4 separate regions of the Homo sapiens genome follow, and regions 1, 2 and 3 are each linked to region 4. The links are chromatin loops, found by intact Hi-C in ENCODE. Cell type or tissue: PC-9. All regions are shown on one strand. Region 1 overlaps ST6GALNAC3 (ST6 N-acetylgalactosaminide alpha-2,6-sialyltransferase 3). Region 2 overlaps ST6GALNAC5 (ST6 N-acetylgalactosaminide alpha-2,6-sialyltransferase 5). Region 3 overlaps MSH4 (mutS homolog 4). Region 4 overlaps PIGK (phosphatidylinositol glycan anchor biosynthesis class K).

Evidence for each region. Peaks named below come from ENCODE experiments on the same cell type or tissue, not always from the same donor. Only the 100,000 strongest peaks of a DNase experiment are listed, where the experiment ranks them.
Region 1: a loop joins it to region 4, with 15 times the contacts of the local background. A loop is called at or near these places in 52 of 110 quality-filtered maps.
Region 2: a loop joins it to region 4, with 7 times the contacts of the local background. A loop is called at or near these places in 21 of 110 quality-filtered maps.
Region 3: a loop joins it to region 4, with 11 times the contacts of the local background. A loop is called at or near these places in 9 of 110 quality-filtered maps.

The regions. Positions count from the first base shown.
Region 1 is chr1:76,329,699-76,332,198 of GRCh38, forward strand. The region is part of intron 2 of ST6GALNAC3 (ST6 N-acetylgalactosaminide alpha-2,6-sialyltransferase 3); the gene reads left to right. Among named protein-coding and RNA genes, the nearest start is that of ST6GALNAC3, 260 kb to the left of the region's middle. In PC-9, a CTCF peak has its summit at 1,514 (motif pointing right); a DNase peak (open chromatin) is centred at 1,493.
Region 2 is chr1:76,900,033-76,902,532 of GRCh38, forward strand. All of the region lies in intron 2 of ST6GALNAC5 (ST6 N-acetylgalactosaminide alpha-2,6-sialyltransferase 5), which reads left to right. Among named protein-coding and RNA genes, the nearest start is that of ST6GALNAC5, 34 kb to the left of the region's middle. RefSeq lists an enhancer at 1-484. In PC-9, CTCF peaks have their summits at 1,344 (motif pointing right) and 1,546; no DNase peak of the experiment used is centred here.
Region 3 is chr1:75,907,785-75,910,284 of GRCh38, forward strand. All of the region lies in intron 19 of MSH4 (mutS homolog 4), which reads left to right. Among named protein-coding and RNA genes, the nearest start is that of ASB17, 23 kb to the right of the region's middle. In PC-9, CTCF peaks have their summits at 1,021 (motif pointing right) and 1,224; no DNase peak of the experiment used is centred here.
Region 4 is chr1:77,124,995-77,127,494 of GRCh38, forward strand. All of the region lies in intron 9 of PIGK (phosphatidylinositol glycan anchor biosynthesis class K), which reads right to left. Among named protein-coding and RNA genes, the nearest start is that of MIR7156, 66 kb to the left of the region's middle. In PC-9, CTCF peaks have their summits at 1,408 and 1,630; a DNase peak (open chromatin) is centred at 1,437; H3K27ac peaks cover 571 bases.

The DNA of each region.
Region 1 (2,500 bases), 800 kb before region 4:
TTCTTTAGGTTTTACAAAGTTTGTTGACACATCATTTCATGTAACAAATAATCTTGTGGCTTTGATTATATTCTCCATTTTTATTCTCTTTCTCTCTCTTTATTTATTTATTTATTTATTTATTTTTTGAGATGGAGTCTTGCTCTGTCACCCAGGCTGGAGTACAGTGGTGCAATCTCTGCTCACTGCAACCTCCATCTCCCAGGTTCAGGTGATTCTCCTGCCTCAGCCTCCCAAGTAGCTGGGATTACAGGCATGCACCACCATGCCCAGCTAATTTTTGTATTTTCATTAGAGACGTGATTTCACCATGTTGGTCAGGCTGGTCTCAAACTCCTGACCTCAGTTGATTCACCTGCCTCCCAAAGTGTTGGGATTACAAGCGTAAGCCACCATGCCCAGCCTATATTCCCCAACAATGGAGAATATTAAACAAATAAACACAGGAGGGTTAAGTAATTTTTTTTTTCTTGAGACAGAGCCTCACTCTGTCGCCCAGGCTGGAGTGCAGTGGCGTGATCTCAGCTCACTGCAACCTCTGCCTCCTAGGTTCAAGTGATTCTCCTGCCTCAGCCTCCTGAGTAGCTAGGATTACAGGTGCACACCATCATGCCCGGCTAATTTTTGTATTTTTAATAGAGATGGGGTTTCACCATGTTGGTGAGGCTGGTGTCAAATCAAACTCCTCACCTCATGATCCGCCTACCTCAGCCTCCCAAAGTGCTGGGATTACAGGCGTGAGCCCGTGCCAGGCCAAGTAATTTGTTAAGTGACACACAGCTGTCCTCTGTCTTCTGACATCAAATGTCTTCCTGTGCTAGCTATATACTGTTGGTCTCAAATTATCATTATCTTAGCCAACCGTTCTGGAGGACATCTGTGTGCTAGGCATTCTTCTAAGTGGTTTATATGCAGCAGCAGTAATAGCCAACATCTTCTTGCCAGATATCCACTTAGTCTTCAAAGCAACCCTATGTAATAGATACTATTATTATTCCACCATTTAGAAATGAATAATCTAAGGGACAGGGAAGTCAAGTAACTTATTCAAGGTCAGATAACTACAGGAGGCTGCTGCAAGTGTCGGTCTTTCCATATCCAAAATCTGGTGTCTTAGTCAGTGAAAATGCTGCAAAACCTCAAAATTGACAGAGGCCACCCTTTAGACATAATTGCTACAGGAATATTGATCCCATCTCCTCTTGTATTTCAAATCTTCAGAGTGCATTCCACAGCCTTTTGCCTGTGGTATCCAAGACCATAGAGGCAAGAATGTCTGGGAAATGTAGGTGTTAGATTGCCAGCCTCTGCTGGGTAAGATGGCAGAAGAGCATAGAGGAAGGTAAAAATGAATACTGGGTACCAGTAGACAATATCTAGCATACTCGTGATAATGATGTAAGACTACTGCCATTTCTTTAGAATGCGATCCTGGTGAGATGGCCAATGAATGTTTAGTCACTCAGATATGCAGTGGTGTCCCCCTACCACTAGGGGGAGATGAACAACCGGCATAGTTTGATGTCTTAAGAAAGATTATTTGTTCATGAGTAATGGAAAAAAATACTGAGAAAGAAGTGGTTGCTTTCTATGGCTTATGAGGAGAAGCTTATGCTGTCTTTAATGAAAAATTAATCAGATAAACAAATGTCCAGAGGAATATATCCAGATGTATTCCTATTTACAGTCACTTAGTGGATGTGCCAGCATCCAAATGCTTCCTTAATCTTTCAACTATCTAAGTAATGATTGAATAGAACCTTTGCTCCACCTTTCCTGCTTAAATGCTACTTTATTAGCATTACTTCTTGTCCATAACCATCATTGCCTAAGTGCTCTGCAACTTACCTATTTAAATACTGGATAGATTGTCATCAGTTCCTCATCTGACCAATCATTTGTTTCACCAATTACTTGCAGATTCTCATTCTCGTAATGGTCCTACCATGGAACTGTTGCATCTCCCTGTTTTCCTCACCACCTCCAGCTAATCAGGGTAGAGTTTGCTCTAATGAGCTTATGTCTCAGGAGGGCAGGTCTTTCTGTGAAAAACTGTCAAAACTCTTCTAATGGGAAACAAATATTAATGTAAATGTAGGCATTTATTTGCCAAAAGAGTAGTAGCTCAAGAATTGCTAGCAATAATTACCCTACTTGCCAGTGTATTGTGTCTTTTTTGATTATTCCTCTCTTTCTATGTAGAGACCTGCCTAAAATATCTCATGAATTTTTCTCCCTCAAGTGTGCATTTGTGAAGTTTCTCGAAAGATTGATTGGAACACAAGGATTTCAGTTTGTGGCGTCCTGTTAATCAGGTCAGATTTGTTAAAGTCATTAGTGTTAAAAATTTCTTTGTACTCACAATTCTCCTTACCCAGAGTTAGTTCTGTGGCAGTGTATTAGTGTGGGCAGGGTATCTTCCATCAACTTAGTGTTTTTAATGGAGCTTACCAGAGTTAATGACAGTGGCAGTCCCCCCAGGGAAAACAAGACAGTTGGC
Region 2 (2,500 bases), 220 kb before region 4:
GTTTATTTCACCTGGGTGCAGGTGGGCTGAGTCTGAAAAGAGAGTCAGCGAAGGGAGATAAGGGTGGGGCTGTTTTATAGGATTTGGGTAGATAAAGGAAAATTACAGTCAAAGGGGGGTTGTTCTCTGGTGGGCAGAGTGGAGGTCACAAGGTGCTCAGTAGGGGAGATTTTGAGCCAGGATGAGCCAGGAGAAGGAATTTCACAAGACAATGTCATCAGTTAAGGCAGGAACAGGCCATTTTCACTTCTTTTGTGGTGGAATGTCATCAGTTAAGGCAGGAATCGGCCATCTGGATGTGTACGTGCAGGTCACAGGGGATATGATGGCTTAGATTGGGCTCAGAGGCCTGACATTATCATTCATAATAACCAGAACTTTATATTCTTAACTACAATTATTAAAGATTTTATAGGTTACAATACACTGGGATATACCTTTCTCAAAGAAACATTTAATGTTATCCCAGAATTAAAATATACTTTTGCAAAATAAAATGTTTATCAAGTCTGCCAAAAAGAGAGCCAATTATTTTGGTTTCTCTCTAGGATTTTAATAAATTCCTTTGATACCTAGTCAAAGCAGTTGAGCATCCTCACATTGAACAAAATGAAAGCAAGGAAGCGATCAATCTCATTTGAAAAGTGAACAAACATAAAAATCATTATCTTTTAAAATTTTTCATTTTTACATGTTGCAAAGAAGAATAACCTTTCTTATGTTTCTTGCATGTTTCTTATTTCCTCAGTAATTAAAAAATCATATTTAGATACATTTATTACTAGTGAATGCTTTTTCATAGTTTTAATCACATTGATTTGTTGAGAATTATCAGAAAACATAATTATTCAGATAAGGAATTGTGAACAGTCTTATGGATTAATACGTTCTCAGAACATCAGTGTTTTAGCAAATAAGATATTATTTACAGTGAGCACATTGTTAGCCTCACTAGATGTCAGTGTAGTTCTAAGTAAATATTTTATATAGTTCCTCAGTAGTGTTGAATGAGAAGATGTTTTGCTTTAGAACTTAAAGATTGAGAAGATGGAATAGTTGCAATAAGTGTTTGTGGTACATTAATTCCAACATCCTCCTCTGATGAAAACACATAATTGGTAAATTTATACACATCAACACAGGGCCAAAAAATAGTCCAAGGATGTAAATAATTATGGATTCATAGGATACATTGTGCTTCCTTAGTCACCAATGTATTTTCCGTACATTGAAAAGTCTTACTGTACATCACAACATGCTGGTCAGCCTTTTAGGGCTTTTCCCAATTGCAAAGGGAGCATGGTTACTCCTCCTGCCATGAGAGGGCAGCACTGAGATTGTCTCCAGCCCAGGAAGCAGTGGGCACTGTTTAGTATGGGTTAGCACCTAGGTTTTTATGTGGAAGCATTCAAGTCAGGCTGTGGTGATATATGTTCTCAGAGTCTACCATAGTATCATTTTAGTGCTTTTATTACAAGTCATCAAACACTGTATCTGAGAAACATGAGGATAAATTATGGTACATTCAAAAACTGCTGATAAATAGCAAAGAAGAGAACAGGGTACTTTGGGAATATAAGGCCTTTTGCGTGAGAAATGTTTTGTGCTAGCTATGAGTGAATTTTCTACAAGCAGAGAAGTTCCATTTGGTCCTCTGAACTGGTTAACATTTTCTTGATTCTTTGCTTAGTGTAGCAAATAAAATTCTGTTTATTCTTTTTGAGAGTTCCCAAAATATCTTTATTGATTTGGATTTTGCTTTTTCACTTTATTTTATAGTTGATTTTAAGTTTTTCTTGAGTGTGTTCATCAGATAGCCATATAAAATGGAACAATGCATTTGTAATAACAAATATTATACATGATATTTTTTTGGCCAGCCCAGTTGCACAGTCAACTGAGAAAGTGGAAGTTATCACTTTCCTCTTAATTCCTTTTACATATTTTTCCTCTGGATGAGAAAATGTTACTTTCTCATATCCAGAAAAGTGTTATAAAATGATACATTGAGATCATCTGATTCCCTCTTTATTGTGATTGTTTCTTTAAAAGAAAAAAAAGCAGAAAGGGGCCATGAACTTACAAAGAAAGTTTTAAAGAATACACCAAAAATTGTTAAAACAATAAATGAGTTCATCAAGGCTGCAGGGCACAAGATCAATACACAAAAATTAATTATATTTTTATATACTTGAAATAAATGATCTGAAAATGAAGGAAACAATTCTGTTTACAATAGCATCTAAAAGAATAAAATATTTAAGAATAACTATAACAAAAGAAGTGTAAAACTAATACTCTGAGAACTATAAAACATTACTGAAATAAATTACAGAAGATCTACATAAGTAGAAAAACAGCCCATGTTCATGGACAAGAAGATTTTAATCTTGTTAAGATAATAGTGCTCCTCAAATAGATCTAAAGATTCAGTACAATCTCTGTTGCAACTGGGATTCTCTAGGCCAGTTGACTTCTTTGTACAAATTGATGAGCTGAT
Region 3 (2,500 bases), 1.2 Mb before region 4:
TGGCTTACTGCAACCTCCGCTTCTTGGATTCAAGTATTTCTTGTGCCTCAGCTACCCAAGTAGCTGGAATTACAGGCATGTGCCACCGTGCCTGTCTAATTTTTTTAGTGAGACGGGGTTTCACCATGTTGGCCAGGCTGGTCTCTAACTCCTAGGCTGAAGTGATCTGCCTGCCTCAGTCTCCCAGAGTGCTGGTATTATAGGCATGAGCCACTGTGCCTGGCTAATCTCACTGATTCTTTCTTCTGCTTGATCTATTTCTTTTTTGGAGAGCCTCTGTAGTTTTTTTAAGTTCAACAAATGTATTTCTCAGTTCCAGGGTTTCAAATCTGTTTGCCATTTGATTTTTAAAAACTTTCATCTGTTTTTTTTTTTTTTTGAGACAGAGTCTGGCTCTGTCACCCAGGCTGGAGTGCAGTGGTGTGATCTCAGCTCACTGCAACCTCTGCCTCCTGGGTTCAAGAAATTCTGCTGCCTCAGCCTCCTGTGTAGCTGGGATTACAGGTGTGCACCACCATGCCTGGCTAATTTTTGTATTTTTAGTAGAAATGGAGTTTCACTGTGTTGGCCATGCTGGTCTCAAACTCCTGACCTCAAATGATCTGCCCACCTTGGCCTTCCAAAGTATTGGGATTACAGGCGTGAGCCAATGTGCCCGGCCAAACTTTAATCTCTTTATTAAATTTCTCTGATAAATTTATCAGTTGCTTTTTCTGTGCTGTTTTAGAGTTCATGAATTTTCTTAAAACTGCTATTTTGAATTCTTGATCTTAGAGCTCACGTATCACCATCTCACCACGATGTTGATCACCAGCTCCTTGCTTTGTTCATTTGGGGAGATCATAGTTTCCTGTTTGCTCTTGTTCCTTGTGGATATATATCTATGTTTTTGCAATGAAGGATCAGTTTATCTTCAGTGTCTCGCTTGTTGGACTTTCTAGGTTGTATGTTTGCTTAGAAGTTCTTTGCAATTGTCTGTGATTCCCCTTAATCCTAGATTGCTGCCTCATTTTCAGCACTAGATGGCACCTTAAGCCCAGAATTTCCTCAGCTCTGGCAAATGTTTGCAGTACTACACATCTCAGATGGTAGGGTTCTTAGAGGGGATACCTCAGCTGTGTGGAAAGGCTGGCTAGGGGTTTATACCCAGATGACCTGTGGCATCTGCTTCCTCTAGCATGGTGCTGCTGTACATCCACACTGATTTGGTGTCTCCTTCGACTGAAATGAGGAGTAGTTTTACAGGCTGGAGTTTCTAATTCCACTCCCCTTTTTGTCTCTAGCTGCCCTCAGGCGGTTTTCTCCCTCCAGGCACTAGTGGTGCTTCCTGTGGGTTTAGGCAGGAATGATTTTTCTGCAAGGGAACCCAGGATGGTGGGGAAGCTGGCTATCCACCTCAATCTCACTTTTTCCAGAGTAGAACAAATGAGATTGGGAGGAATTTTCTGTGCATGATGCCTGGCAGATTGGGGCACGGACATTGCAGATAGAGAACTTTCTTTCTTTTTATAGTCTGCTCAGAGTTTTTCACTTCTCTGTCTCCCAACTATCATTTCAGCCTCAGATTTGGCTTCTAAAATGTTGCTGGTGTTAATCTGTGCTCCAGATATTTGCTTTTGGTTCTCTGTGGGGAGAGCAAAGGCAGACTGCTTCTACTCTGCCATTTTGTTGATATCCAGAATTGTATTTTTTTTTTTTTAGTATATACTTTAAGTTCTGGGATACACGTGCAGAACGTGCAGGTTTGTTACATAGGTTTACATGTGCCATGGTGGTTTGCTGCACCCATCAACCCGTCATCTAGGTTTTAAGTCCCGCATGCATTAGATATTTGTCCTAATGCTATCCCTCCCTTTGCCTCCCACCCCCTCCCCCCGCTGACAGGCCATGGTATGTGATGAGAATTGTATTTTTTTCTTTTTATTTATTATTTAGCTTCTTTTACGATAACTCTTTTGAAACAGTTTCACTCTTCCTGTACTCTCAATCACTTCACTTTCTACAGATAATCTGCCTCCTACTTTTTAACAAATTTGAGGTCATCTTGATGAGTTCTTGAACCTCCCCTCCTTCAAAATTTTGTTTTGAATATTTCTGTTTTTCTTCCATCTCTCTTCCATCTTATCTCAGAGGAAGAGACTGACTTTCAGACAGAAGGTTAACTATTCTACCTTTTAAAAAAATCTCCACTAAGTTATTATTACTTCTCAGTTCCCTTTATTCTCTTTTGCATCTTTAATATTTTCGTCACAGGCTTTTCCTTTTTCTAAGAGTATGCTTAGATTTCTCCCCTAAAATTCTGCCTGTTTACTCTACTTTTCAAACTATTATTTCATTTTCTTTTTACTGCAAACTTATCAAAAGTAACCCATGCTTGCTTCTTTCATTTCTCATGTTTAAACTGAGTCTTATTGTCATCACTCTCCCCAAAGTTTTCTCTTAAATACCAACTAATTATAAAATCCTTTGTCCTTCTTTTCACTTCTGATCTTCCATGATC
Region 4 (2,500 bases):
ATATCTTCTGAAAAAATAAAAATTAAATCACTGACATTAATTCTAAGAGTATAAAAGAAATATGACAAAGTCACTCTTCATTGGCTCTTCCAAAAATCTAAAACAAGATGAAATACATTTTTTTCTCACAAAATGTCTCTTACTCAATATAAAAGATATTCTTTAGGTATACAAAAATATTTGAAATCTGGCAACTTGTTTTGAATAACTTTTTAAAATGCCATGTAGCTGTTATGAAAAATTCCAAACATGTTTCTGTATTTTTTATATTATTTTCACGGAAACATTTAAAAGTGAGCTGCAGATACCATGACAGTTCACATCTAAATATTTCAGCAAAATGTTTATCAACCAAGGATATGTCTGAAATGTTTCTTAATAACAGCAGCACTTTTTCCAAATGCAATTCACAAGTAATCTTGAGTATCACTGTGGATATATGAGTATTTTACTTATCCAGTGTTTCATAATCAATTAAAATGATTACTCATTTTTATAATTTCTTAAAAACACATGTCCATTGCTTTCTTGCTTTATTTTGATATCAAGAAGTGTGATGCTAAATTGGTTCTATGTTAATTATTTTCATTTTTAATTACTTTTAATTTTTAAATTACTAATTTATTGGCTTAGAAGCTCAGGCAGCTTTTATTTTCCCTTTTGTTTTAAGGTCTAATACTATATCTTAAAAGTTGATTGTTATAAATCAAGTTTCCCAGGTATACAGGAAACAGGAGTCCTTTCAATATGGAAATTCAGATCTCATTTTATTTCAAAAAAAGTTTTATTATAACTTTAAATACCATATCTGTTAATTTTCCACTTGTTTCCTAGTTCAAGGTGTTGAACTAAATATATGGAAAATTCTCTTTCTGATCCTTTTTATTTCTCTTATTGCAGATTATTTTCTTGGCTCTTTCCATTCTTTACGTCTTTTATTGAACTTTTGGAATATCTATCTTCCCTTGTCTACCTTGTGATTTACTTTTCATTTCTGAGATGATTTTTGTCTTTTTTCACCATTTACTTTCCCGAGTTCAGTCAGCTGCTGTTTCACATATCTTCCTGTTTGTCCATTTCAACTGTGAGTTTTTGAATGTCTGATTCATGGTGTCCTTTCATAATGCAATTGCTTGTTTAATATAGGTTATTCGTGTTCAGATGTTTCATTTCAGTTTTCCTGTTTTGTAATTTTTCTTTGATTTCTTCCCTTTTTATTTGTGCTTTCATTCTGTGTGTGTGTAATTTACTAAGAAGATTTGATTTTAATTTTGTTTTATACTTACTGTGACTTTGTAAAGGTGCTGGCTTCTTTTTCTGTTGAGGATTATTTGTATTGGCTTTTTTAGAATGAGCAGTAACAAGTTATCTTGCAATGGAGGGTGAACGGAGGTAAGCTGACTTACTAGGTTTCTCAGTTCAACAGCACCCTCTTCTGTGGCTTCACTGAAGTGTAGTTGCTTTAATAAGTGGCACTTTTTGTGGTGGGAGGGACAAGATTTGTCTTAAAAAAAAAATCATCTTGTTCCCATAGTGCCCTTATCTTCAGCTGCTTTCTTCTTTCCTTTCACCACCACGACTCCAAGGGACACCACAGCCCCACTCTGTCCTTTGCAAGGTGTCTTCCATTATCCCAGAATTCATGGTTTCCCAAGATTGTCACCTTAAGGTCATCCATACATTCTAAGCCCCATCTTGCAAATCATTATTAGTCAGGTCTCTGACAAACCATATATAATTCAGAATGAGAAAACTACAAATATTAATTTCAATTTACATGTGGCAGCCATCCTAAAGGAACCTGGAACTTTTCTCCTGTAAAATGGTAAAGTTCTCTTTTCTTAAAGTCATCCAAGTGTTCCTTTTACTTAACATTTTGAGTCATTTCAGAAGCCCCCCTAAAAGAATGTTCTTTTTCCATGATCTCTTTCCAAGGTCCTTCACTAAGAAAATCTACTTAAATAACTTAATAAGGGAATAATTTCTACATGGAAAAAGCTGTGCATTCCTTATTTTGCTTTACTATTTTTTTAAATAGAGATTTTGTAGAAGACAACACATGGTATTTGCTTACTTTATAATAGGATTTTGACTCCAATAGAGTCATACTACCATCTCAAATGAAAAGACAATTAAAATACTGTCCAAATCCTCTGCATAAATAAAATACTCCTGGCAAATTATGAAGCCTATGAAGTTAGTCTTTACAATCCCCCTGTGCTTTCTGTATCCTTTTTCTCTTTCATGTTTATCCAGTGCCTGAAAAATCTTTCTCTTCTGTGCTATCCAAGTACTCCTAAAATAACACTGTAAAATTATTTACTGTGTCCACACAGAAGGTTCTCTCTAACTCAGAAAGAGTAAAGTTTATATTCTATAGTGCCACACTGAGATCAGACAATTCACGTATAAAATAACATACAGCCAGGTATGATGGCATGTTCCTATAGTCCCAGCTACGTGGGAGATTGAGGAGGAAGGATCATTTGAGCCTAGGAAT